Linked DNA regions of Homo sapiens: region 1 is linked to region 2. A link is a loop called in an ENCODE intact Hi-C map of the cell type or tissue named here. Cell type or tissue: Calu3. All regions are shown on one strand. Links, peaks and the distances in the headings refer to the core of each region. The heading gives the core; the rest is flanking DNA.

Region 1 (12,899 bases), core at 2,775-10,774, 49 kb before region 2:
TGCTTAAAACAAAGGAAGTAATGATTCCAGGTGTTAATAGAGCTAATCTGGAGGATTGTGTTAATTCTGGGTGTCCTAATATCTGCAGGTCTAGACCGGTTGGGGACATGTGTAGGATTCAGCACCTAGGATAGAGAATTTTTAAAGTATCATGAGATCAAAGTAGAGCAGCCTACAGAAGACAGACATTAGGGAGAGACAAGCACATAATAGCTAAATAGGTTCAAGTATTTGGAAAACTGTCATGTAAAGGTATTAACTGCCAGGCACTGGGGTTACAACAGTGAATAACAGGCATAATCCCTATTTCATTGGACCTTTAGAGAAGAGGGAAAGGCAGGAAAATCAAGTTTGTGAAACTATGAAGAACACAAACATGGGACTGAGAGACTAATAGAAGAACCAATTTTGGATACTGTGGACATGCAGAGAGTTGGAGAGAAGCACTCTGGGCAGTGAAAATAGCGTGTATGAGAGGAATGTTACACAGCTAGTACATTGGACTAGAGATTCTCTGAAGTCCTTAGAATTTAATTTTCTGCTGTTCATCGATGGTCTTCACTAAAATCATGAAGAGGCGGCCTCTGGTCCCCCTGCTAGTAGGTAGTTATACAAGGACAAAAACCCAAATCTTCTAATGTTCTGCTTTCATGGGTCAGTTTTCACTATCTGGTTTTAGATTAGCTTTTCTGGTGGGGTTCTGTAAATACTGTTAGGGCTGTGCCCTGTTGATATAGAAAACAGAAAAACACTTGGAAAAGACAAGAAAACCACACACTCAAAAATGCCTATTCCTGTGTCTGTTGCTGTTGGTTTTTCCTGGTGCCATCATCATCCTTTTCTGGTCATTGACTTCCATCTTACCTCTTAGGGCAGGGTCTCTTGTTCTAAAATAAGCAGCAAAGTTATCCCTAACTAAGATGAGGTTAGTAGCTATTTCTAATATGTGACCATTGGTTGTGGAGATGGTTTTATACATAAATATTTGACCTTGGTTTTGTTTTGCAGGAAGATGTTGGATCCAGGGTTGATGACGTGTTCCAAGCAAGCTATGTTTCTTAACCTTGTCTACAAATCTCTGAAAGCTGACATTGTGTTGCGCCGGGTGAAGGCTTTTGTGAAGAGGTTACTTCAAGTTACTTGTCAACAGATGCCACCATTTATATGTGGAGCTTTATATCTTGTGTCTGAGATCCTTAAAGCAAAACCAGGTTTAAGAAGCCAACTAGATGATCATCCGGTATATTTTACAACTGCTTTTTAAATTGAGTGGGTGCTGAAATATATTGGTTTTTGTTTTGTTTTTCTTTGCTTCAAATGACAGTAACCTAGTTCTCTGGAGCATATGAGTGTGAGTTCTGGAATAGGACAAACCTAGATTTTAGTACCAGCTGTACAGTTTACTAGGTGGGCATGTTGCTCAACTCTTCTACTTGCAATAAACTGTACTATACTAGAAGCTACCATTATATGAGATTTGGAAGACTATAAAACTTAGTAGACCTCTTAAGTCTTCTTCCTTAACAATGAAATGGAAATAATAGTACCTACCTCATAGGGTTATTTACAAGTCAGAAATTTACTTGAGGGCTAATTGTTTTCAAGTATTAGAGTCCTTAAGGCTCAGGGGTTCTTAGCTCAAAACTTAACTGTGTTATGTTTAGAAATAAGGATGTAATCTCCTCTCTTGTTTAAATACCATTGATAGCCATCATTTTACTTTATTAGAACTTTCACGTTTCACCAGAGTTGCAATAAGTAAAACTCTGCATCACATAATGGAGCACAGACTTTATTGCAACTTCCAGTTGATTTATGTAGATTTATGAAACTATACTTTTGTTAGGAGTCTGATGATGAAGAAAATTTTATTGATGCAAATGATGATGAAGACATGGAAAAATTCACTGATGCAGACAAAGAAACAGAGATAGTGAAAAAACTTGAGACAGAGGAAACAGTTCCTGAAACTGATGTAGAAACCAAAAAACCAGAGGTTGCTTCCTGGGTGCACTTTGATAATTTGAAAGGTGAGTTTTTTTCATCTTTATTCTCTAGGGAGTTTGTTTCTCTTTGATTTTCATAGAAAATAGCATTCTACCATTTTATTTACTTATTTATTTATTTAGACAGAGTCTCACTCTGTTGCCCAGGCTGGAATGCAGAGGCGTGATCTCGGCTCACTGCAACCTCCGCCTCCCAGGTTCAAGTGATTCTCCTGCCTCAACCTCCCAAGTAGCTGGGATTACAGGCATGTGCCACCACACCTGGCTAATTTTTGTATTTTTAGTAGAGGTGGAGTTTCACCATGTTCGCCAGGCTGGTCTCAAACTCCTGACCTCAGGTGATCTGCCTGCCTCAGCCTCCCAAAGTGCTGGGATTACAGGCGTGAGCCACTGTACCTGGCCCACAGTTTCTTAAAGTAATGTTTTAGGGATAGAAAACTTTCTGTTCAAGATAGAAACGTTAAGTGGTTTTCTATACACACACCAAACTAAATTAAAAGTCTATTAATAGAATGTTAGAGTCAAAAAAAAATCTTAGAAATGCAGCCCCTTCATTTGAGGCTGTGAAGAAAACACCAGCCTTGAGGTTCGAGAAATGTGGTGCCAGACCCATTTCTTCAGCTTGCTTTGGGACTCACAGTCAAATTAATTCATCTACAAATTTCAGTTTGTGAAGTACAAAAGAGAAGTCTGATAGCTGCCAGAAAAGTTTGAGAAGAATCCATCAGTTCCCCTGAAGACTAAACTGAGAATAATCCTTTAGAAGGATGAAGAGCTTGTGTGTTGGAAGGTAGTCAGTTCCTAGTTTGTTCTGAAAAATCTTTGTTTTAAATTTTTTTAATCCTGAGTTTCTAAAAACATGAAGATAATGTCAGACCTGTTCCAAGTGAGAATTATTTCTGGGCATACTTTCATGACAAATATTTGAAGCACTCTAAAGCTCCAAAAGACTTTAGACCTAGTTCATCTTCAGATTATTTCCATCTTAACGTTTCCACCTCTTTGGCCCCAAAATGGGCACCTTTTGTTGCCATTTAGGAAAGGGAGAAGTTTGGGGTTTTTTGGTTTGGTTTTTGTTTTTTTTGAGACAGGGTCTCACTATGTCACCCAGGCCAGGCTGGAGTACAGTGGGCCATTATGGCTCACTGCAGCCTCAAACTCCTGAACTCAAGCGATCCTCCCACCTCAGCCTCCCAGGTAGCCGGGACTACAGGCTCGTGCCACCAGGTATGGCTAGTTGTGTTTTTTGTAGAGACGAAATCCCACTCTGTGCACCGGCTGGTCTCGAGCTCTTGGTCTCAAGCAGCCTTTCCACCTTGGCCTCCCAAAGTGCTGGGATTATAGGCATGAGCCATTGTGCCCAGCCAAAGGAGAAGTTTTGAAGGGAGCTTTTACTTACTTATTTTTGAGTCAGGGTCTTGCTCTGTCAGGAAGGCTGGATCACAATGGCACGATCTTGGTTCACTGCAACTCCCATCTCCTGGGCTCAAGTGATCCTCCCACCTCAGTCTCCCGAATAGCTGGGACTACAGGCACACACCACCACACCTGGCTAGTTTTTTTGTTGTATTTTTTGTAAGAGATGGGGTTTCACCATTTTGCCCAGGCTGGTCTCGAACTCCTGAACTCAAATGATCCACTCGCCTCAGCCTCCCTAAGTGCTGTGATTACAGGTGTGAGCCACTGCACCTGGCCTTGAAGAAAGCTTTTGGTGTTTGGGATAAACATGTTCTCTGCTTTATTCAAGAGCAGATGCTAGCTTAAGTACCAAGACAAATTCTTGAGGGAGCTCAGAGTTTTTAATCTAGGTTGCTTGGCTAAGTAAGAATGTTGGAGATATCTGTTGAGAATATTAATGGTGGTGCTTTTAATGACCTCTTGGGCTAGGAAGAAAGCATTTGAGAAATCGTATTTTTTTTGTTATTCCTAGGTGGGAAACAGTTAAATAAATACGATCCATTCAGTAGAAACCCTCTGTTCTGTGGAGCTGAAAATACAAGTCTTTGGGAACTCAAAAAGGTAAAATAATTTCAAATTGTCTTTTATTCATTTATGCTATATATATATATATATATTTTTTTTTTTTTTGAGACAGAGTCTTCCTCTGTCACCAGGCTGGAGTGCAGTGGCATGATTGTGGCTCACTGTAACGTCCGCCTTCCGGGTTCAAGCCATTCTCCTGGCTCAGCCTCCCAAGTAGCTGGGATTACAGGCGCCCACCACCACGCCCAGCTAATTTTTGTATTTTTAGTAGAGACGGGGTTTCACCATGTTGGCCAGGATGGTCTTGATCTCCTGACCTTGTGATCCGCCTGCCTCAGCCTCCCAAAGTGCTGGGATTACAGGCATGAGCCACTGCGCCCGGCCTATGCTGTATATTTTTGCCCTTGAGGATGTAATGCCTTGAAGTTTTTGTTTTTTTATGATAATTATAAGCATTAATAAACATTAAAAGTCCACATTTGGGGGAAGATACTATGTGAAGTGTTCATTTTGTAGAAAATCTTAAGTGTGCACGTAAAATAAGGATGTCATGCATGGGTTATGACTGTTGCTTTTTGTAGGTAGATTATTGCATATAGAGTTGAGAAAATGGATAAATTTTGCTTTATTTATTAGATACCTCTGAAAAGTTTTATGATAAAATTTTTTGCAAGTAAAGTTACTTTTCTGAATTTGTAAGAGGAATTCATATTTTTAATAACCTTTCTGTGACTTTTTGTGTAAAGCCAGTAAGTATCTTATGCAGCTATTCTCAAAGTGCGGCCAGACCACTAAGAGTTCCTGATACCTTTTTAGTGAGTCGGCCAGGTCACAGCTCTTTCCATAGTAATACCAGTACATTATTTGTTTTCATCACTGTGTTGACGGTGGCACTGATACTATAAAAGAAATGATAGGTAAAACTGCTGCAGCTTATCCTGAATAAAGACAGCACCAAGCTGCATCAGAAGCCATTATATTCATCACTGCCACATATGTGCAGTTAAAAAAAAAAAAGCCAGTATGACTTAAGAATGATGACACAGGGAGAATTACTGATTTTAGTGTCTTGACCTTAAAGTAACATGTCTTTTTAGTATTTCGTGTGCATACATAGCAAGTATGCGTAACATACCTGTGCTGCCTACCTAAAGCATGAAGGTTGTCACGTGTCTCAAGGACAAGTGCTTACCAGTTGTTGCAAGCTCATCTAGCTGCTCTTTCATGAAAGACTGACAAACTGGTTATTCAGGCTTAGGTATTTGGGAGATATTTTCTTGAAAATGAATGAAACAAAAAAGCTGGCAGTATTTGTTGTCAGCAATAAAATTCAAAAATAAAGCTTTCGAGCAAAGATTAAAGTTTTAAAAATCTTGTAACCACCACCTTGAGCTTGACAGTTTCTCAATTTGTAAAACTTTTCTGATGAAATCAGTGGTTCTAACAATGTGATTGTTGTGGTAAAGTATAACGAAATGTGCCAGTGTTTGGAAGGACTGCATATGGTATTTTTCCAATGACCAATGCACAATGTTACAAATTCTTTTTTTTGAAACGAGAAGGTTCTGTCACCCATACTGGAATGCAGTGGCGCGATCTCGGCTCACTGCAACCTCTACCTCCTGAGTAGCTGGGATTACAGGAGCATGCCACCATGCCCAGCTAATTTTTTTATTTTTAGCACAGACAGTGTTTTGCCATGTTGTCCAGGCTGGTCTCGAACTCCTGACTTCAGGTGATCCACCTACCTCAGCCTCCCAAAGTGCTGGGATTACAGGCATGAGCCACTGTGCCACCTGAATGTTACAAATTCTTGAGTGAATAAATGATTGATTCAAAGTAGACCAAATAATTTTAAGTAGCAAGTACCAAAAGCCAATTGAATATGGGTTTCAGATTCCATATTACAACTAATCTTTGGTTTTGGTATAGTACTAAAGAAGAAAATTCACAGCTATGTGAAAGACTATTTTCTACACATGAGGCCAGATTGTATGTTTCAACGTGGAATACAGAAGCAGATGAAATAATCCACTCTCTTCTGTTAAGCCAGACATTAAAGAGATTTGCAAAACTGTAAAGTAATACTACTCGCTATATATTTCGTCCTGAAGCATAATTATTTTTCTTTTTTTCTTTTTTCTTTTTTTTTTTGAGGCAGAGTCTTGCTCTGTCGCCCAGGCTGGAGTGCGGTGGTGCGATCTCAGCTCACTGCAAGCTCCGCCTCCCGGGTTCACACCATCCTCCTGCCTCAGCCTCCCGAGTAGCTGAGACTACAGGCGCACACCGCCACGCCTGGCTAATTTTTTGTATTTTTAGTAGAGACGGGGTTTCACCGTGTTAGCCAGGATGGTCTCGATCTCCTGACCTCGTGATCCGCCCGCCTCGGCCTCCCAAAATGCTGGGATTACAGGCATGAGCCACCTCGCCTGGCTGCATAATTATTTTTCATAAATATGCTACTTACTAGTATGTAGTAGCTTTATGGTTTTTGTTTTTGTTTTTTGTTTTTTTTTTTTGAGACAGAGTCTTGCTCTGTTGCCTAGGCCAGAGTGCAGTGGCGCGATCTCGGCTCACTCCAAGTTCCGCCTCCCAGGTTCACACCATTCTCCTGCCTCAGCCTCCCGAGTAGCTGGGACTACAGGCACCCGCCACCACGCCCGGCTAATTTTTTGTATTTTTAGTAGAGATGGGGTTTCACCATGTTAGCCAGGATGGTCTCGATCTCCTGACCTCGTGATCCGCCCACCTCAGCCTCCCAAGGTGCTGGGATTACAGGCATGAGCCACCGCGCCTGGCCGCTTTATTGTTATTTTTAATGGACCTATAAGTATTTACAATTTTTCTGTTTATTTTTATAACATAGGTGTCTGTAGATATAAACCTGTTGAATAGAAACTGATGGAATTTTTGGTTTTTAAGTGTAGGAAATGGTCCTGAGACCAATATGTTTTGAGAATCACTTTTTTAATGTATTGGCTTAAATTTCAAATTTTTGCATTTTCATTTTTGTTGTTGTTGAAATAGGGTCTCACTCTGTCACCCAGGCTGGAGTGCAGTGGTGCCATGTCAGCTCACTGCAGCCTCGACCTCCTGGGCCCAGGCAGTCCTCCCACTTTAGCCTCCTGAGTAGCTGGGAGTACAGGCACGCGCGCACCATCACACCCTGACTATTTTTGTACTTTTTGTAGACATGGGGTTTCGCCATATTGCCCAGGCCAGTCTCAACTTCTGGGCTCAAGCAATCTGCCTGCCTGAGCCTCCCAAAGTGCTGGAATTACAGGTGTGAGCCACCACACCCAGCCCGATTTTCTTAAATAAGCTATAAATGTACTAAGAGTCGACCTTAGAAATATTGATATTATTCACATTTTTCTTTTTAGTTATCTGTGCATTTTCATCCCTCCGTGGCCCTTTTTGCAAAGACCATCCTTCAGGTGAGTCTAAAATAAATCCAAAGATGAGAAATAAGAAAAAAAGTATCATTTTAGATAATCAATAATTGGTCATACAGTGTTTTCTCTAACAGAGAGAATCTTGTACATTTTACTGCTCGTATAAAGAAGCAGTGACTTGTTTCATACAGAGTAGCAGATAACTTTTCCCACTCTGAGATGAGTGGAAGCAATAAGACATTGAAAGCCACGCAGTTATTTATTTATTACCTTCTAGCTCCTCTCCTGGAGAAATACTGCCTCACTTTCCCATTTGCTGTGTTTGCCACTTCAGGGTTTGGTTCCTGATTAATGGTTAGATGGCCTGCATTATTAATATTAGTCTATCCATCAAATCAACATTACATCCTAGAATATGTATGTATATGTATCTGTGTGTTTAATTTTTTAAGTATAATGTGCATGAGAGAGATATTTGAAGAGTCATTTATTGCATATTTGTATCTTCAATACAGTGTAATAGAAATTATCTTTTTCTTCCTTTTTCTTACTTGGATTCATAGACATAATTTGAATTAAGTTTTTAAATCCCCGCTCCACTTTTCAGGGAAACTATATTCAGTATTCAGGGGACCCACTGCAGGATTTCACTCTAATGAGATTTTTGGATCGATTTGTATACCGAAATCCAAAGCCCCATAAAGGCAAAGGTATGCTTCTATTTAGTGAATTATTTGGCTTTCATTTTTAATACATAATAAACAATATGAGCTTATAACTAGGTTTTGCATTATACTGTCATAATTTTACATTTCAGAAAACACAGATAGTGTTGTGATGCAGCCGAAAAGAAAACATTTTATTAAGGATATTCGTCATCTTCCTGGTAAGTATAAACCTTAGACAGTTGAAACTGAAAAGACAATATAAGACAAAGATGCATAAATTGTATTATTCTTTGTTCTAATTTATCAGAATAAAACCTGAGCATCAAAGACATTATCCATCTTTTTTCCCAAGAATAGGTATTCTTAAATCTACTGTATCTGACTGGGCCTTTTTTTTTTTTTTTTTAACTTTATTACAGCAAATTTGAAACATATCCAAAATAAACAAAATAGTATGATGAACCCCCTCCCCATTACCATCACCCAGCTTTGACAGTTGTCACCATTTTATCATCCGTAGCTTCATCCACAACCCCTATGTATATAATTATTATTGCTTACAATTCAGACCATCTTAAAGCTCTCTAATATCAGCTTAGCAGCACAAAAACCCACAGCTGGTTTTGTCACAGAGCATCATTTTAAACTTAATAACCTACTTCTATATTTGCTAGCCATCTTCTGGATCTGAGTCTGTTGTTGTATTCAAAGCAGACATTTCTTTGCATACCAGATCTCATCTCCCTTTTGTTCAGAGACCAGGATTAAATTAGACCTTATAGATCATTTAATTTCCAGTGACTTACTTCACAGAGGTCCAGAGATGTAAAAGGACTTACCCACAGTTAGTAAGTTAGAATTAAAAGCCAAATCTCCTTTTACTCAGGATGAGTCAGCAATTTTTATTCTGAAGAGGTAAAACTGATTTCTTGTAGTTCCTTATTTCTTAGTTTTCCTCAGTATAAAGGAAAACTCTGTTAACTTCCTGTTTATTCCCAGAATGGCACGCATTAATGGCAAGCTTGTCATTTTTTGAGCTGAAAATGACAAGTTTAAAGTGATTATTTATTAAAATAACTCTTTGAATTTTTTATTTCTCTTGAAAGTTGGGTCCTGGATGCAAATGAAGAACAGTAAGAGAACCCTGTTGTTTCACTGTAACGGCACTGACAGCTATGTACTGCCTACTTTATGCTGTAGCCAGTGAAGTTTCAAATGTTGGGGGGGTCTTCACACAGACTTTTTCAGAGATTGTCCCTTGCACTCCAGAGTCCCTTCTGTCTACCTTCCCACACAATTCTGAGATTTTTAGAATTACAGATTATGCTGTATTTTGTCTTAAGAGCTTGAGTAACATAAAGGGGATTGCTATATGAAGTTAAAATGTTTAAATTTATTTTTGTAGTGAACAGTAAGGAGTTCCTTGCAAAAGAAGAAAGCCAAATACCAGTGGATGAAGTGTTTTTCCACAGGTACTATACATAATATAGTTTCATTTGGGGAAACTGCTAAAATTTAAATTTTTAGATTTCATAAAATGCTTCATTTTATGAAATAATCTACTTCAATAATCTACTACTGTGTGTAAATAGACCATGGAACATTAGTGGGAGAAGTGGCCTTAGTTTTAAATGCTTCATTTTATGAAATCTAATCAGCATATTTTGAAAAGATCAAAGGATATGTCTGTGTTTGTTAAGAAAATTTACAAATCCGTCATTTTGCTAATCTTAATATATCTTAGTAAAACTAAAGTAAATTTGGGAGTTTTGTTAATTTAGCATATAAATTTTGTTTTATGCTTCTTTTTGGAATTTAGCCTTTAATTTCCTTTTATAATAATTTTCTTTATAGGCTTAAAATCTACCTTTAATATAGATTTTAATATAATACTTTAAGTTTAATATAGTGATAACTCATGGGTAATTTATCCAGACCATGGCCCTTAGAATGGATTCAGTGCACTGTTATAGAAATAAGTCCTAAACCAACTAGTATCATAACCTAATGCCTTAGGGTAGTAAAGTACCTCTTATCTCATCTGGTTGACTGGTTAATTAGGTTTGATTTGGCTTGTTTTTTAAAATCATTTAGAATGAATAATTTTGAGGGTTTGATTACATCTGTAAATGGCTAAGTTTTGCTGTATTCTAATATAAGAATAGGGCTGATAAAATATTATCTTTGAAATGTATTACACTTAAAAGATTCCAGCTACTTTTTATTGAGTTAAACTATTTTTTGTATATTAGATACAAATTTCAGTCATTTATTTCCAATTGAGTATACTTAAGATTTTACAGTTGTGGTTTGCCACTGGTCATAGGTGCTTTGATGATATATAGTAAGATTAGACCTTTAATAAAATTGTCAAATATATAACATGAATATTATAGGTATTATAAAAAAGTTGCTGTTAAAGAGAAACAAAAACGGGATGCAGATGAAGAAAGTATAGAAGACGTGGATGATGAAGAATTTGAAGAGCTGATTGGTAATTTGTTTTGTTGACTCTTTGTAAAATAATCTACTACTATGTGTTAATAGACCATGGAACATTAGTGGGAGAAGTGGCCTTAGTTTTAAAAAATCACTTAGCTAAGAATATCATGCAAATCACAGTGGAAGATTAAGAAATATTTGGGGCCAGGCGCTGTGGCTCACACCTGTAATCCCAGCACTTTGGCAGGCCGAGGCAGGAAGATTGTTTGAGGTCAGGAGTTCGAGACCAGCCTGGCCAATATGGTGAAACCCTGTCTCTACTAAAAACCCCAAAAAATGAGCTGGGCATGGTGGCACGCACCTGTAGTCCCAGCTACTCGAGAAGCAGAGGCACGAGAATCGCTTGAATCCAGGAGTCAGAGGTTGCCGTGAGCCAAGATTACGGCACTGCACTCTAGCCTGGGTGACAGAGTGAAATCCTGTCTCAAAAAAAAAACAAAAGAAACAAATATTTTTATGATATATGGTAATTCACCCACATTTGCACCAGAAAAATACATGATTTGTGCTTTGGATAGTCTATATAAGAAAACATTTATATTTGCTTAAGTCTATTCAATTGTTACAGCCAAATCTCATGTGAAAAAGAAATCCTTTTTACTATTCATAATCTATTATAGTATATCAGTACTAATTGATAGCAATAGTCTACTGTTTGATCTTTTTTATCTTTAATCCACAGAGCTACAGAAATTTTGATTGAAACTTAATAGACTTAAACAAAAAACATGGTAAATTGGAAAGACTTACACTGATTTCACGTTACATATTTTTTTGTTGTTGTTTTTTGGGGGGTTTGTTTGTTTGTTTTGAGACAGGCTCTCTCTGTCTCCCAGGCTGGAGTGCAGTGGCACAATCCCAACTCACTGCAGCCCTGCAGCCTAGACCTTCTGGGCTCAGGCGATTTTCCTGCCTCAGCCCCACGGGTAGCTGGGACTACAGGTACATGCCATGATGTCCGGCTCGTTTTTTTTTTGTTTTTTTTTTTGTTGTTGTTGTTTTTGTTTTTTTTTTTTTTTTAATAGAGATAGGGTCTTGCCGTGTTGCCCAGGCTGATGATCACTCCACCTCGGCCTCCCAAAGTGCTGGAATTACAAGCATGAGATGTTACATATTGTATCACACCTATTAAAAATGAGCACTTAAGTAGTTCTAATAGAGTAAAAAGGACGACAATTGCTAAATATCATTTTATTTGATATTTATCCTCTTTCCATAAAAGAACTGTAGAAAGAGCCGAAATTAACTGGATCCTTCTTTAGTTTTGGGATTTAACTAAGATCAGTATTTCACAGGTTTGTATACATTATTAAGGCACACTAGCAACAGTAACATTTACATTGTTTTGGTGTTCACTTGTCATAAACAGCAGAATCATGACTTAGAATAATTGATTCAGATACAAGATATATGTCAAGCTTGTCATTCTTTGTTGTATCTCACATTTCTGTATTGTCTGGCAGACACATTTGAAGATGATAACTGTTTCAGCTCTGGAAAGGATGATATGGATTTTGCTGGGTAACATACTTCTATCTTCTCCTTCCTATTTTTCTAGCATTTCCCAAATTGTTGTCCCTCAGAACAGTAGACCACAGAACTATATGATAAAGGGGAAATGTAGTCAAGTAAGTTTGGGAAGTGGATACAGTACTTTCATCTTTGACATTTATAAAGCACGTTATTATTTACTCTGAGCAGTCTGCAAAGCTTTCTCCTTCTGAGTCATTTAATAGCCTACTGCCCTAGTAGTCAGCAAAACACTACTTTAGAAAATACTGCCTCCTCTTGTATTACAAGTTGTGTTTTTTTCCAGAAACGTGAAAAAGAGAACAAAAGGAGCTAAGGATAACACATTAGATGAAGATTCAGAAGGTAGTGATGATGAACTTGGTAACCTGGATGACGATGAAGTTTCTTTAGGAAGTATGGATGATGAAGAATTTGCTGAAGTTGATGAAGATGGAGGAACATTCATGGATGTGTTAGATGATGAAAGTGAGAGCGTTCCAGGTAAGCATTTTTTAAAATAAGACATAAACTGTGTCTTCCTCACTTCCTTAGCCTTAAGTTTGTTTTTCTGCTAAAGGTTTTTAATATAGCCCTGTATTCAAATTAATACTCATGTCAGCCAGAAACTTAAAAGGACCTTTTCCCTTCTCGTTTGGAGCTGAAGGGTTTTTATTGTGTGTTATGTGTGTTTTCTTTTAAGCAGCTTTTTGAGCTTTGGACTTTTACTTTAACCAGCAGCTAGCTTCTCTGTACAATACATGTTGAGCTGAAATGCTGCCATTTTTTGATAGTAATTAGCAGTTTATAAAAGTTAATCAGTATTCATCATAGCC
Region 2 (12,899 bases), core at 1,325-9,324:
AAAAAAAAAAAGAATAGGAAGATTAGGAGAGACCTTACTGAGGGGATGTGATTTGAGCAAAGATCTGAGGGAAGTGGGGGAGTGAGCCAAGTAGGTAACTGGGGAAGAGCATTTCTGGCAGAGGGAATCAACTGGAGCAAAAGCTGGGATAGTCCTGGTGAGATTAAGGGACAGCAGATGTGCCTGGGTCAGTAGGAATAAACCAGGGCTGAACAGCCAATGAGGAAAGAGTCAAGGAGGTAGGATGGAGTATGCCACTCACTCTGGCTTTCACTTTGAGGGAAGTGGGAAGCCATCGTGGGATTTGAGCAGAGGAGTGATTGGAGCAGATGTGTTTTTAACAAGATCATTCTGGCTAGGTGTGAGAATGAACTGGGGCAAAGCAAATGCTGGGAGGGCTGTAAAGAGGGCACTGCAATAGTCCAGGCAAAGGAAGATGGTGGCTCAGGCCAAGAAGGGGCCATGCAGGGATGAGAAGAGGTTGGATTCTGGATATATGTTGAAGGGAAGGCCAACAGGATTTGCTGCTGAATTGGATGGAGGGGAGAGTGGCAAGACAAGGAGAGAAGTCAAGTAAGCCTCCAATATTATTGGCCTGGCCAATAATATTGAGGGCTGAGTTGCCACCGATTGAGTAGGAGATGGCAGCAGGTGAAGAACTGTCGGGGAGATCAGAGGTTTGGTTTTGGACACATTAAATTTGAGATGTTTATTAGTCGTCCTAATTGAGAAGTCAAGTAGGCAGTTGGGCATACAGGCCTTGTAAGTACAGAGAGTTCTGGGCCGTAGATAAAATTTGGGCATCACTGACACATAGCCGTGCTTTAAAGCCATGGAAATATATACGTAGGTATATAGATAGAGAAGATGACCAAGAACTTGGAGCCCACCAATTTAAAGAGTTTGGGGAAAAAAGGAGGAATCAGCAAAGGAGACCAGGAAGCGGGGGCTACTGAGGTAGGAAGGAAAGCAGAATCCTGTGGAGAAAGCATGTTAAAGAGAAGGGAGTATCAAGTGCTCCTTAACTTAATTGGGTTTCTAACACCAGTCTTACATTACATTCTTATAAAAAGAAAGTGTGGTTTAGGCCAGGCATGGTGGCTCACGCCTGTAATCCCAGCACTTTGAGAGGCCGAGGCAGGTGGATCACCTGAGGTCGGGAGTTCGAGACAAGCCTGACCAACACAGTGAAACCCCGTCTCTACTAAAAATACAAAAATTAGCTGGGTGTGGTGGTGCGTGCCTGTAATCCCAACTACTCAGGAGGCTGAGGCAGGAGACTCACTTGAACCCAGGAGGTGGAGGTTGCAGTGAGCTGATATTGTGCCATTGCACTCCAGCGTGGGCCACAGAGCAAGACTCCATCTCAAAAAACAAACAAACGAAAAACCAAAAACAAACAAACAAACAAACAAGCAAATGTATGGTTTAGGCCAGGCACGGCGGCTCACGCCTGTAATCCTAGCACTTTGGGAGGCCAAGGCGGGTGGATCACTTGAGGTCAGGAGTTCGAGACCAGCCTGGCCAACATGGTGAAACCCTGTTTCTACTAAAAATACAAAAATTAGCCAGGCGTGGTGGCACACACCTCTAATCCCAGCTACTCAGGAGGCTGAGGCAGGAGAATTGCTGGAACCCTGGAGGTGGAGGTTGCAGTGAGCCGAGATCATGCCACTGTGCTCCACCCTGGACAACAAGAGAGAAACTCCGTCTCAAAAAAAAAAAGTGAGATTTAATCGACCCTTTCTGTTTATAGGATGCATGTATATAATATGAAAGAACATATTAATTCTAGTTTAGAATAATGTTTCTGAAACTTGTGCACCATAGAATACAAGTGTTGCCCCAGCTGTTAATAAATATTTCTTGAGGTTTGGGAGGAGGTTATTCAAATAGATTTAGGAACTGCTGTATTCTATAGCCTGCTCTCTTGGAGATTCACATTATGCACTGGTCTATTAAAGACTCTGAGAGCAGCCTGGGCAACATGGCGAAACCCTGTCTCTACAAAAATACAAGAATTAGCCAGATGTGGTGGCACACACCTGTTGTCCCAGCTATTCAGAAGGCTGAGGTGTGAGGATTGCTGGAGCCCAGGAAGTCCAGGCTGCAGTGAGCCGTGATTGTGCCCTTGCACCACTCTAGTCTGGGCAGCAGAGAAAGACCCTGTCTAAAAAAAAAAAAAAAATTCTTCAAGTTTTTATGATTCTAAAAATTAGACTTTCTTAATGGAATTAAACATTAGCTATAAATAGAATTCAGAAAAAAAGAGAATTCAAATGAGCACATAGGAATACATTAATTTCTTCAGCTGGTCTAAGTTGGTACTTTTTAATGCAATGATATCATCCTAGATAAAATTATAACCTGTGAATTAATGTTACTGTCATTATTTACATGCTAAAAACTATTATCTGGTAAGTTCAACAAGAGTCATAAATTGAAACTACAAAGTATAATCAATACAGAATATCTTACAGAGATATCTCAATATTTACATAAGAAGATGAAAGTACTCTAAGTTTAAAGTGGGGGATGAGATGAACTAGGGAGTTAGGCTGAATAACTCTGATGACTAAAAAGTCTGTCTCAGCTCAGAGAACAATTTCCATAGGAAGAAATTTATCTTTAAGAAAATTTTTTTACAGAATCTGGCTGCTGGAATAAAACAGATTGCTGAGTTCTTGGGATTCTTTCTAACTGGGGAGCAAATTCAAACTATCTCAGTCCAGAGCACCTTCCAAGCCATGCGTGCGAAGTCTCAGGACACACACGGTGCTGTCGGCCCATTCCTTTTCCGCAAAGGTAAAGTCGCATTGGTTTCTGGGATTGTTATCAGTTAGGGACTGACTTTGCACACAACAGGTAATCCAAATAACTTCATCTTAAGTCAGATAGGGTTTTATTTTTCTCCGCCTCAGTAAGAGGTCTGGACACAGGCTCTCCAGAGCTGTAACTGGCAGCCCCATACCATCTTTTTTGGTTTATTTGTTTGTTTTGAGACGGAGTCTCGCTCTGTTGCCCAGGCTGGAGTGCAGTGGCTCAATCTCAGCTCACTGCAACCTCCGCCTCCTGGGTTCAAGCGATTCTCCTGCCTCAGCCTCCCGAGTAGCTGGGACTAACAGGCGCGTGCCACCACACCCAGTTAATTTTTTTGTATTTTTAGTAAAGGCAGGGTTTTACCATGTTGGCCAGGATGGTCTTGATCTCCTGAACTTGTGATCCGCCCGCCTTGGCCTCCCGAAGTGCTGGGATTACAGGCGTGAGCCACCGCGCCCGGCCGCCCCATACCATCTTTTAGGGTCCTTTCTGCGGTTGAGAGTCCTTTCTGATGATCACCTTCTGAAAACAAGATAGCAGCTGAAGCTCAACTATTATGTTCAAATTCAGATAGGAGATAGTGAGTGGGCAAGGGGCAGAATCGTATTAGCTGAGTGAGCCCCCTTTAAATAACTTTCCTGGAAGCCCCATCAGTGAGTTTTTTTTTTTTTTTTTTTTTTTGAGACAGAATCTTGCTGTGTTGCCCAGGCTGGAATGCAGTGGCACAATCTTGGCTCACTGCAACCTCTGCTTCCTGGGTTCAAGAGATTCTTGTGTGCGCCACCACGCCTGGCTAATTTTTTTGTATTTTTAATAGAGACAGGGTTTTGCCATATTGGCCAGGCTGGTCTCAAACTCCTCTCCCAAAGTGCTGGATTACAGGCGTGAGCCACTGCACCTGGCCAATGACTCCTTTTTTTCCTCTCTCTTATTTATTTTATATATTTTTTTTGAGACAGAGTCTTGCTCTGTCGCCCAGGCTGGAGTGTGGTAGTGCGATCTCGGCTCACGGCAACCTCCGCCTCACAGGTTCAAGTGATTCTCCTGCCTCAGCCTCCTGAGTAGCTGGGATTACAGGTACCCATTACCACACCCAGATAATTATTGTATTTTTAGTAGAGATGGGGTTTCACCATGTTGGCCAGACTGGTCTTGAACTCCTGACCTCAGGTGATCCACCCATTCTCGGCCTCCCAATGTGCTGGGATTACAGGCGTGAGCCACCACACCTGGCCAATGACTTCTTACATTTCATTGGCCACTTTCCTTGCAGTGGTGGCTGGGAAATGTGACTTTTTTAAGCCAGGCATATTACTACACAATTAAAATCAGGGTTTTGTCCATAAGGAAGAGGAAGAAAATGACTATGGGAAAGGCAACTAGCTCTCTCTGACATGGATGATAGTTACTATATTTCATTAAAGTATTCTAAGTTCTTGTGGAAATGTGTGATAATATAGCTTAAGGATTGCCAGTGTTATTTTTCATTGAGTATATAATGAAATAATGAGATGTAGAGGTAGCACATATACCAGCAAGGACAACAACAGCTAACAGCAGGCATCTATCATGTATTAAACATTTTGTTGGGATTAAATTTTATTGTAAAAAACACTGAAGTTCTAAGGCCGGACATGGTGGCTCATGCCTGTAATCCCAGCACTTTGGGAGGCCGAGGCAGGTGGATCATGAGATCAGGAGTTCAAGACCAGCCTGGCGAAGATGGTGAAACCCTGTCTCTACCAAAAATATAAAAATTAGCTCGGGCTGGACGTGGTGGCGGGCGCCTGTAATTCCAGCTACTTGGGAGGCTGAGTCAGAGAACTGCTTGAACCTGGGAGGTGGAGGTTGCAGTGAGCCAAGATTGCACCACTGCACTCCAGCCTGGGTGACAGAGCCAGACTCTGTCTCAAACAAAAACAAAAACAAAAACAAGAAAACAAAAACAAACAAACCAAAAAACCCACTGAAGTTCTTAATTTTCTAAATGTAGGAATCAAAGCTCAGGAATATTAATTTTCCATTGTCACATAGCTAATAAACAGTGGAGTCAGGATGTGAGCCTAGACATGACTCTACTGTACTTTTTCAAATGAAAATCCATTTTTAAAATCTACTGTAAGCGGAACATTGAATGTAAACCTAACTTTGGTTAGATTCTTGACTAACCCCCATTTTTATGGCTTGTTTAATCAGCTTTCAGGAGGTAGGAAATAGAACCTTTCTATCTATTGTTAATTAAGTGTTATTTAGAATAGGACAATTCTAAGGTAAATAAAGTAATAGTTTTAAAAACGTATGATATTCCCTGTAGAAAATTCATAAAGCATAGAAAAATGTGAAAAAGTATTAAAATTATCCAAATTTCTTCCACCAGAGGTAGGTTTAACTTTCTGGCATATTTTCTTCCACCCTTATTCTGTGACGTTTTATATAGCTGATGACATTTGTAAACAGTTTTGTGTTTTCTTTTATTCCCTTAATATATTGTAAGCGTTTCTTCATGTCATTAAACTCTTTATTAACGTACATTTCAACAGCTATGCAATATGGAACTTACAACTTCAACCTAAATGATCAAAAGATCTTTAAGAAAAAAGTAACTTTCTTTACTGGTAACAGCCAGTAAGAAAAAACATCCCAAACTCAGGCAAAATAATACATTTTTGCAAAATTATCAGTATCTGAGGTCTTAACGAAAACTTGCTATAAAATGTTAACTTTCAAAGGGTATTTAAAGTCTTTAAGAGACTTTACAGAGAAAAATATCATTCTCAAAAAGTGGAATTTTAAGTTCTAGGTGTTTGGAGAGGAATAGGGTTAGGGTATCACTGAGGCTGATGGCTCCCCCTAGTGATGTAAAGAAAACATGTCACCTCCCACACCACAGATGGTGGAGTCCCAATGGATATTGTTAATTTTACAACAGAAATCACATTAGGTTTTAAGAGTGTAAAACTTTTGGCTGGGCGCAGTAGCTCACGCCTGTACCTAGCACTTTGGGAGGCCGAGGCTGGCGGATCACCTGAGGTCAGGAGTTCGAGACAAGCCTGGCCAGCATTGCGAAACCCCATCTCTACTAAAAATACATTAGCCGGGTGTGGTGGCGGGCGCCGGTAATCCCAGCTACTCGGTAGGCTAAGGCAGGGAGAATTGCTTGAAGATCGCACCACGGCACTCCAGCCTGGGCAACAGAGCGAGACACCGTCTGAAAAAAACTAAATAAAGAGTGTAAAGCTTTTTTCCATGTGTCCATTTTAACATATCAGAGTGAAATATTGCACTGAAAATGGTAAAATCATGAAGAAATATTCTAACAGATATCTGGGTCTACTGTTTTTTGTGTGTTGTAGGTGAAGTTGGTGATTGGAAAAATTTGTTCAGTGAAATTCAGAACCAGGAAATGGATGAAAAATTCAAAGAGTGCTTAGCAGGCACCTCCCTCGGAGCAAAGTTGAAGTATGAATCATATTGCCAGGGTTGATTCCAGTCAATTCAGCAGGCCTAGATTTATTTTCCTTAATAATAATTAAGTGTAAATAATTAAATGATAATTCAATCAAATAATCAAATAATAATTAAACAATATTGAAATCTAAATAATACAATACAAAATAATAATACAATTTAATAATAATGATAACATCGGACATTTTTGAGCACAAATATAAGTTTGTTCACTTTTTCAAGAAAGGATATTTCAGCAGTCCCAAAGGGACACTATTATTAATACATCACACTGGAGTTTTAACTTATTTTGTGCTCTAGGTTCACGTAAGAGGGTAAGGAGATACTATCAGAGACATACCTAAAGCTGTGTTTGGCCATAGATGACACAGGCCTCCAAATGGTGCACAATTTTCTGTACTTTGCTCGTAATATAACTCCTTTCTTACTATGGATAAAAGCACTTGGGGTGGCTATCTCAGACAATGTTGGGGGAGAGTTAATTCCAACTCTGCAATAAATTCCATTCTAATTTGGTTCAAGAAAAATGCATTGCTAATCTGCTCCATGTATGCCATTGCAGTAGGCCTTAGGAAGGCCCCTTCTCAAGGGACCTTATATTTCTACTTAATATGACCTTTAATTCAAAGCTAAAGGTAAGAGATTGTGTTATTTTACCGTAAAGACTTTTTCTTTTTCTTTTTCTTTTTTTTTGAGACAAAGTCTCACTCTGTCACCCAGGCTGGGGTGCAGTGGCGCAATCTCGGCTCACTGCAACCTCCACCTCCCAGGTTCAAGTGATTATCCTGCCTCGGCCTCCTGAGTAGCTGGGTTTACAGGCACGCACCACCACGCCTGGCTAATTTTTGTATTTTTAGTAGAGGCAGGGTTTCTCCCATGTTGGCCAGGATGGTCTTGACCTCCTGACCTCAGGTGATCCACTTGCCTTGGCCTCCCAAAGTGTTGGGATTATAGGCATGAGCCACGACGCCCGGCCCATCAAGACTTTTTCTACCACAGAGCCTCAAGTAGGCATGTGGAACTAACAAGACAGAAAATGTTCTAAAAAGAAAGAATCCTGGCTGGGCGAGGTGGCTCATGCCTGTATCCCAGCACTTTGGGAGGCTGAGGCGGGCAGATCACTTGACATCAGGAGTTCAAGACCAGCCTGGCAAATATGGGGAAATCCCATCTCTACTAAAAATACAAAAACTAGCTGGATGTGGTGGTGTGCACCTGTAATCCCAGCTACTGGGGAGACTGAGACAGGAGAATCGTTTAAACTCAGGAGGCAGAGGTTGCAGTGAGCTGAGATCATGCCACTGCACTCCAGCCTGGGCAACAGAGCAAGACTTTGTCAAAAAAAAAAAGGGAGGAAGGAAGGAGGGGAGAAAAAAGAAAGAAAGAAAGAGAGAGAGAGAGGAAGGAAGGAAGGGAGGGAGGGAGGGAGGAAGGAAGGGAGGGAGGGAGGGAGGAAGGAAGGGAGGGAGGAAGGGAGAAAGAGAGAGAAAGAGGGAAAGAGAGAGAGGAAGGAAGGAAGGAAGGAGAGAAAATGCTAAATAAAAGGTTAATATCTAGAGTATATAAAGAACAACTAATATCAATAGATGAAATAAAATATAGCCTAATAGGAAAAAAAAAATGTAGACAGGTGCTGTGGCTCATGCCTGTAATCTCAGTGCTTTGGGAGGCTGAGGAGGGAGAATCACTTAAGGCCAGGAGTTCAAGACCAGCTGGAGCAACATAGGAAGACCTCATCTCTACCAAAAAAAAAAAAAAAAAAAATTAACCAGGCATGGCGGTGTGTGCCCATAGTACCAGCTACTCAGGAGACTGAGGCAGGAGGATTGCATGTGCCCAGGAGGTTGAGGCTGCAGTGAGCCATGATTGTATCACTGCACTCTAGCCTGGGCAACAAAGACCTTGTCTCTTAAAAAAAAGTGTAAAGGATATAGACAGGTAATTTATAGAAGAGGACATCCAAATGGTAAATAAATAGATAATGAGAAAAATGTACTAATTAGGAAAATTGAACAACAGTCAGAGGAATACTGGGATCTCTGAGAAGGAGTAAACAAGTGAGTTGATCCCTACACCTTCCTGAACGTGCTATCTATAGGCAGTTTCCAAGCTGCAGTACAGGGAAAAGGAACATCATACAAAAGTCTCATAAAATTGGAGTTGGATATTGGGAGTCAGGCAGGCTGAGGAGGCTAGATTTTCAGAGCACATTGCTGGGGAAAAGAGCACTGTATGTTAAAAATTTAACATAGCAAGAACCTCAGAGATCTGCAGAGGGAATCTTTCTAATCTTTAACTGAGTGCAGATATGTGTATGCATGGAATAAAACTTTACAAAGACAGTGTAAAGTCCCATCAAGACAAGGAAAGGATTACTGGAAAGCAGTGAGCCAAAGAATTTTCCTGGACCTCATTCAGAGGTGGAAATAGTTTGTGTTCCCATCAGTCAAAGTGGAGAGACTAATACCCAGGGCATTGGGTAGATTTCCCAGAATGTTCAGACCTTAGAAGTAGGGCTAAATTAGCCCTAGCCCTGCTGTAACAAAAGCAAGCCTAGAATGCATTGAAATGAACTCAAGTAACTTAATTGCTTACCAGTTTGAAAAAAAAAAATGCTAGATAAAATGTCCAACATTTAAAAAATGAATTTAAAAAAATAAAGCCCCAACACTATGTCTGCCATCCAATAAATATTTTTCAAGCATAAAAAGAAATAGGAAAACATGACCCATATCCAGGAGTAAAATCAATTAATAGAAACAGACAAATGGCTGAAATGGTGGAATTAGCAGATAAATATCTTAAAAGAGCTATTATACATTTTATAAATATGCTCAAATGGGTAAAAAAAAAATGATGAGAAGAGAAATGGATAATGTAAACAGACCCAAATGGAAGTTTTAGAGATGAAAAACACAATATCTGAAATAAAAAATACACTGGATGAATAAACAGTAGATTAGATGGAGAGGAAGAAAACACCAGGGAACTTGAAGGCATAGCAATAGAAACTATTCTATTCTAAATGAAGACAGGAAAAAAAAAAGACTACAGAAAAACATAAACGGAGCTTCAGTGACTTATGGGACAATATCAAGCAAATTTGCATGTAATTGGAATATCAGGAAAAGGAAAGAGGTACAGAAAAAAATTGAAAAATTGATGACTGAAATTGTTCAAATTCAAATAACTATAAATCTGCAGATTCAAGAAGTTCAACAAACCCCAAGCTGAATAAACATAATGAAATGGCACCAAAACACATCCTAATGCAATTGCTGAACACCAGTGACAAAGAGAATTCTTTGAGGCAGCTAAAGAAAAAAGATGTTGGCCGGGCACGGTGGCTCACGCCTGTAATCCCAGCACTTTGGGAGGCCGAGGCGGGCGGATCACGAGGTCAGGAGATCGAGACCATCCCGGCTAAAACGGTGAAACCCCGTCTCTACTAAAAATACAAAAAATTAGCCGGGCGTAGTGGCGGGCGCCTGTAGTCCCAGCTACTTGGGAGGCTGAGGCAGGGGAATGGCGTGAACCCGGGAGGCGGAGCTTGCAGTGAGCCGAGATCCCGCCACCGCACTCCAGCCTGGGCAACAGAGCGAGACTCCGTCTCAAAAAAAAAAAAAAAAAAAAAAAAAAGAAAAAAGATGTTACATATGAAGAAACACATAAGAAATACAACAGACTTCTCATCAGAAACTATGCAAGATAGAAGGCAATAGAGTAATATCTTTGAAAGACTGAAAGAAAATCTCGGTCCACCTAGAATTTGATATCAGTCAAAAATATCTTTCAGAAAAGAAGATAAATACTTTTTCTGGCTAGGTGCGGTGGCTTACACCTGTAATCCCAGCACTTTGGGCGGCTGAGGAGGGCGAATCACAAGGTCAGGAGATCGAGACCATCCTAGCTAACACGGTGAAACCCCGTCTCTACTGAAAATACAAAAAAAAATTTAGCCAGGCATTGTGGTGGGCACCTGTAGTCCCAGCTACTCGGGAGGCTGAGGCAGGAGAATAGCGTGAACCTGGGAGGCAGAGCTTGCAGTGAGCCGAGATCGTGCCACTGTACTCCAGCCTGGGCGACAGAGCGAGACTCCGTCTCAAAAAAAAACAGATAAATACTTTTTCTGTCAAATAAAGCCTGAAAAAAATAATTTCCAACAGATATGTACTATAGAAATACTAGAAGTTCTTTAGATGAAGGAAAATGATGCCAGATGGAAATTTGGGTCTACACAGAGGAATGAAGAGCACCAAAAATGGCGAATGTGTGGGTATATATAAACTATATTTCCCCATGGCCAGGTGTGGTGGCTCATGCCTGTAATCCCAGCACTCTGGGAGGCCAAGGCAGGTGGATCACCTGAGATCAGGAGTTTGAGACCAGGCTGACTACCATGGTGAAACCCCATCTCTACTAAAAATACAAAAATTAGCCAGGTGTGGTGGTGGGCACCTGTAATCCCAGCTACTCAGGAGGCTGAGGCAAGAGAATTGCTTGAGCCCAGGAGGCAGAGTTTGCAATGGGCTGAGATTGCCACGCCAGTGCACTCCACACTCCAGCCTGGGTAACAGAGTGAAACTCTATCTAAAAAATCTGTCTTTATAATCTCTTTAAAAGATAATTATCTATCTATTCAAAGCAAAAGTAATAACAATGTATTTTGGGGCTTATATATAGAAGTAAATCTATGACAACAATGAGACAAAGGATAAGAGAGAAGAAATAGAAGTATACTCTTGTACATTTTGGAAAGAAATTTGGTAGTTATTTGTGCATATACTTCACAATCCAGCAATTACATTCCTGGGCGTATATCTAAGAGAAACTCTTCCTTATTTGTATAAGGCAACATGAAGGAAAATCTTCATTGCAGCATTATTTGTAAATAGTGAGAAATTTAAAAACAAAACTGAGAAGAATGGATAAGAAAATTTTGAAATATTAATAGAAATAAATATTCAGCAGTTAAATGAATTAGAGCTATGTATATTAAGTAAATATCTTTTTAAATTTAAATTTTATTTATTATGATTATTTTTGATCACCAGGCTGACCATGGTAAAGTAAATAACTCTTAAAACACATAAGAATTACTTAATCAATATGAGGTTTCTTTCTGGGGTGGTGAAATGTTTTGAAACTAGACAGTGGTGATGGTTGCAAAATATTGTGAATGTACTAAGTCCCCCTGAATCATATGCTTTAAAAGGGTTAGGCTGGCTGTGGTGGCTCACGCCTGTAATCCCAGCACTTTGGGAGGCTGAGGTGAGCGGATCACCTGAGGTCAGGAGTTCGAGACCAGCCTGCCCAATATGGTGAAACCCCGTCTCTACTAAAAATACGAAAAATTAGCCAGGTGTGGTGGTGGGCGCCTGTAATCCCAGCTACTCGGGAGGCTGAGGCAGGAGAATCGCTTGAATCCAGGAAGTGGAGGTTGGAGTGAGCCGAGATCGTGCCACCGCACTCCAGCCTGGGTGACAAGAGCGAAACTCTGTCTCAAAAAGAAAAAAAAAAAAAGGTTAAAATGGTGAATTTTATGTTATGTGTATTTCACCACTTTCAGAAAAAAAAATGAATACAAAAAGCAAGTTTAAAACATATGAAGATTTTATTTTTAAAAATGAATGCATACAGAGGTAATACCCTTTAAGTCATGAATGTGAATAACTTAAATGAGTGATTATCTCTGCTGAGAAGAGGAAGAGGAATAGCATCAGGGAGAGGAACACTGGGGCCTTCATCTGTCTCCCAGTATTCATTCAACAAGGATTTGTTAAGCAGCATTTGACATAGTGGATTACGCTTTCCTCCCAGAAAAAATTTTTTTTCACTTGGCTTGTAGGAGTCCATGTCTCTTGTTTTCCCTATTAGCTGCTGCCTCCCAGTGTCCTTGCTAGTTCCACTCCTCCTCCACGGCCAGTCATTATTCTAGAACAAGGATCAGCAAACATTTTTTGTGAAGGGTCAGATAGTAAATATTTTCAATTTTACTGGTCATGCAGTTTCTGTCACAGTGACTCAACACAACTCATCTTAGTGTCAAAGCAGCCATAGACAATATATAGATGAATGAATGTGGTTGTGCACTAATAAAGCATTATTTACAAAAACAGGCAGCAGCCCAGTTTTGGCCCAGATCTATTCTAGACAATGAAATAATTAGCGAATAAAACAGTCAAAAATCCCTGTCCATGTGACTTTACATGTCAGAGGAAGGAGAAAACAAAGACAATAAATCAATAAGTTGTATTGTATAATAGAAGGCTGTAAGTGCCATGGAGGGGAAATAGAATAGAATGAGGGGGATAGGGAGTGACAACAGGGTGACAGTAGTGATTGGAACTTAAATAGTGTAGTCAGGGGGCTTCGTGAGCAAGTGACGTTTCAACAAGATCTGTGAGTTTTGCAGATATCTGAAGGATGAGGTTCCAGGCAAAAGGAAGAGCAAGTACAGAGGCACTGAGACAGTAGTATACCTGGCATTCTTGAAAAACCACAAGGAGGACAATGTAACTAGAGGAGAATGAAAGAGGGGCAGAGAAACAAGAGACGAGGTTAAAGTGGCAACCAGGGTGCAGGAAATATAGTGTCTTGTAAGCCCTTGA

The links. A loop is a pair of places that touch in the nucleus more often than their neighbours do. Peaks named below come from ENCODE experiments on the same cell type or tissue, not always from the same donor. Only the 100,000 strongest peaks of a DNase experiment are listed, where the experiment ranks them.
Region 1: a loop joins it to region 2, with 2.7 times the contacts of the local background. A loop is called at or near these places in 4 of 110 quality-filtered maps.

The regions. Positions count from the first base shown.
Region 1 is chr2:37,211,511-37,224,409 of GRCh38, reverse strand. CEBPZ (CCAAT enhancer binding protein zeta) reads left to right here. Exons shown (of 16, transcript NM_005760.3): 3 at 1,009-1,240; 4 at 1,847-2,030; 5 at 3,937-4,025; 6 at 7,373-7,426; 7 at 7,992-8,094; 8 at 8,202-8,270; 9 at 9,458-9,524; 10 at 10,449-10,546; 11 at 12,018-12,075; 12 at 12,371-12,567. It also overlaps a transcript of CEBPZOS not described here. Among named protein-coding and RNA genes, the nearest start is that of CEBPZ, 14 kb to the left of the region's middle. RefSeq lists an enhancer at 8,491-9,690. In Calu3, for the core only: no CTCF peak of the experiment used is centred there; no DNase peak of the experiment used is centred there.
Region 2 is chr2:37,161,340-37,174,238 of GRCh38, reverse strand. SULT6B1 (sulfotransferase family 6B member 1) reads left to right here. Exons shown (of 7, transcript NM_001367551.1): 6 at 2,649-2,805; 7 at 6,174-6,419. The coding sequence ends at 6,304. Among named protein-coding and RNA genes, the nearest start is that of EIF2AK2, 11 kb to the right of the region's middle. In Calu3, for the core only: no CTCF peak of the experiment used is centred there; DNase peaks (open chromatin) are centred at 5,698, 5,918 and 6,258.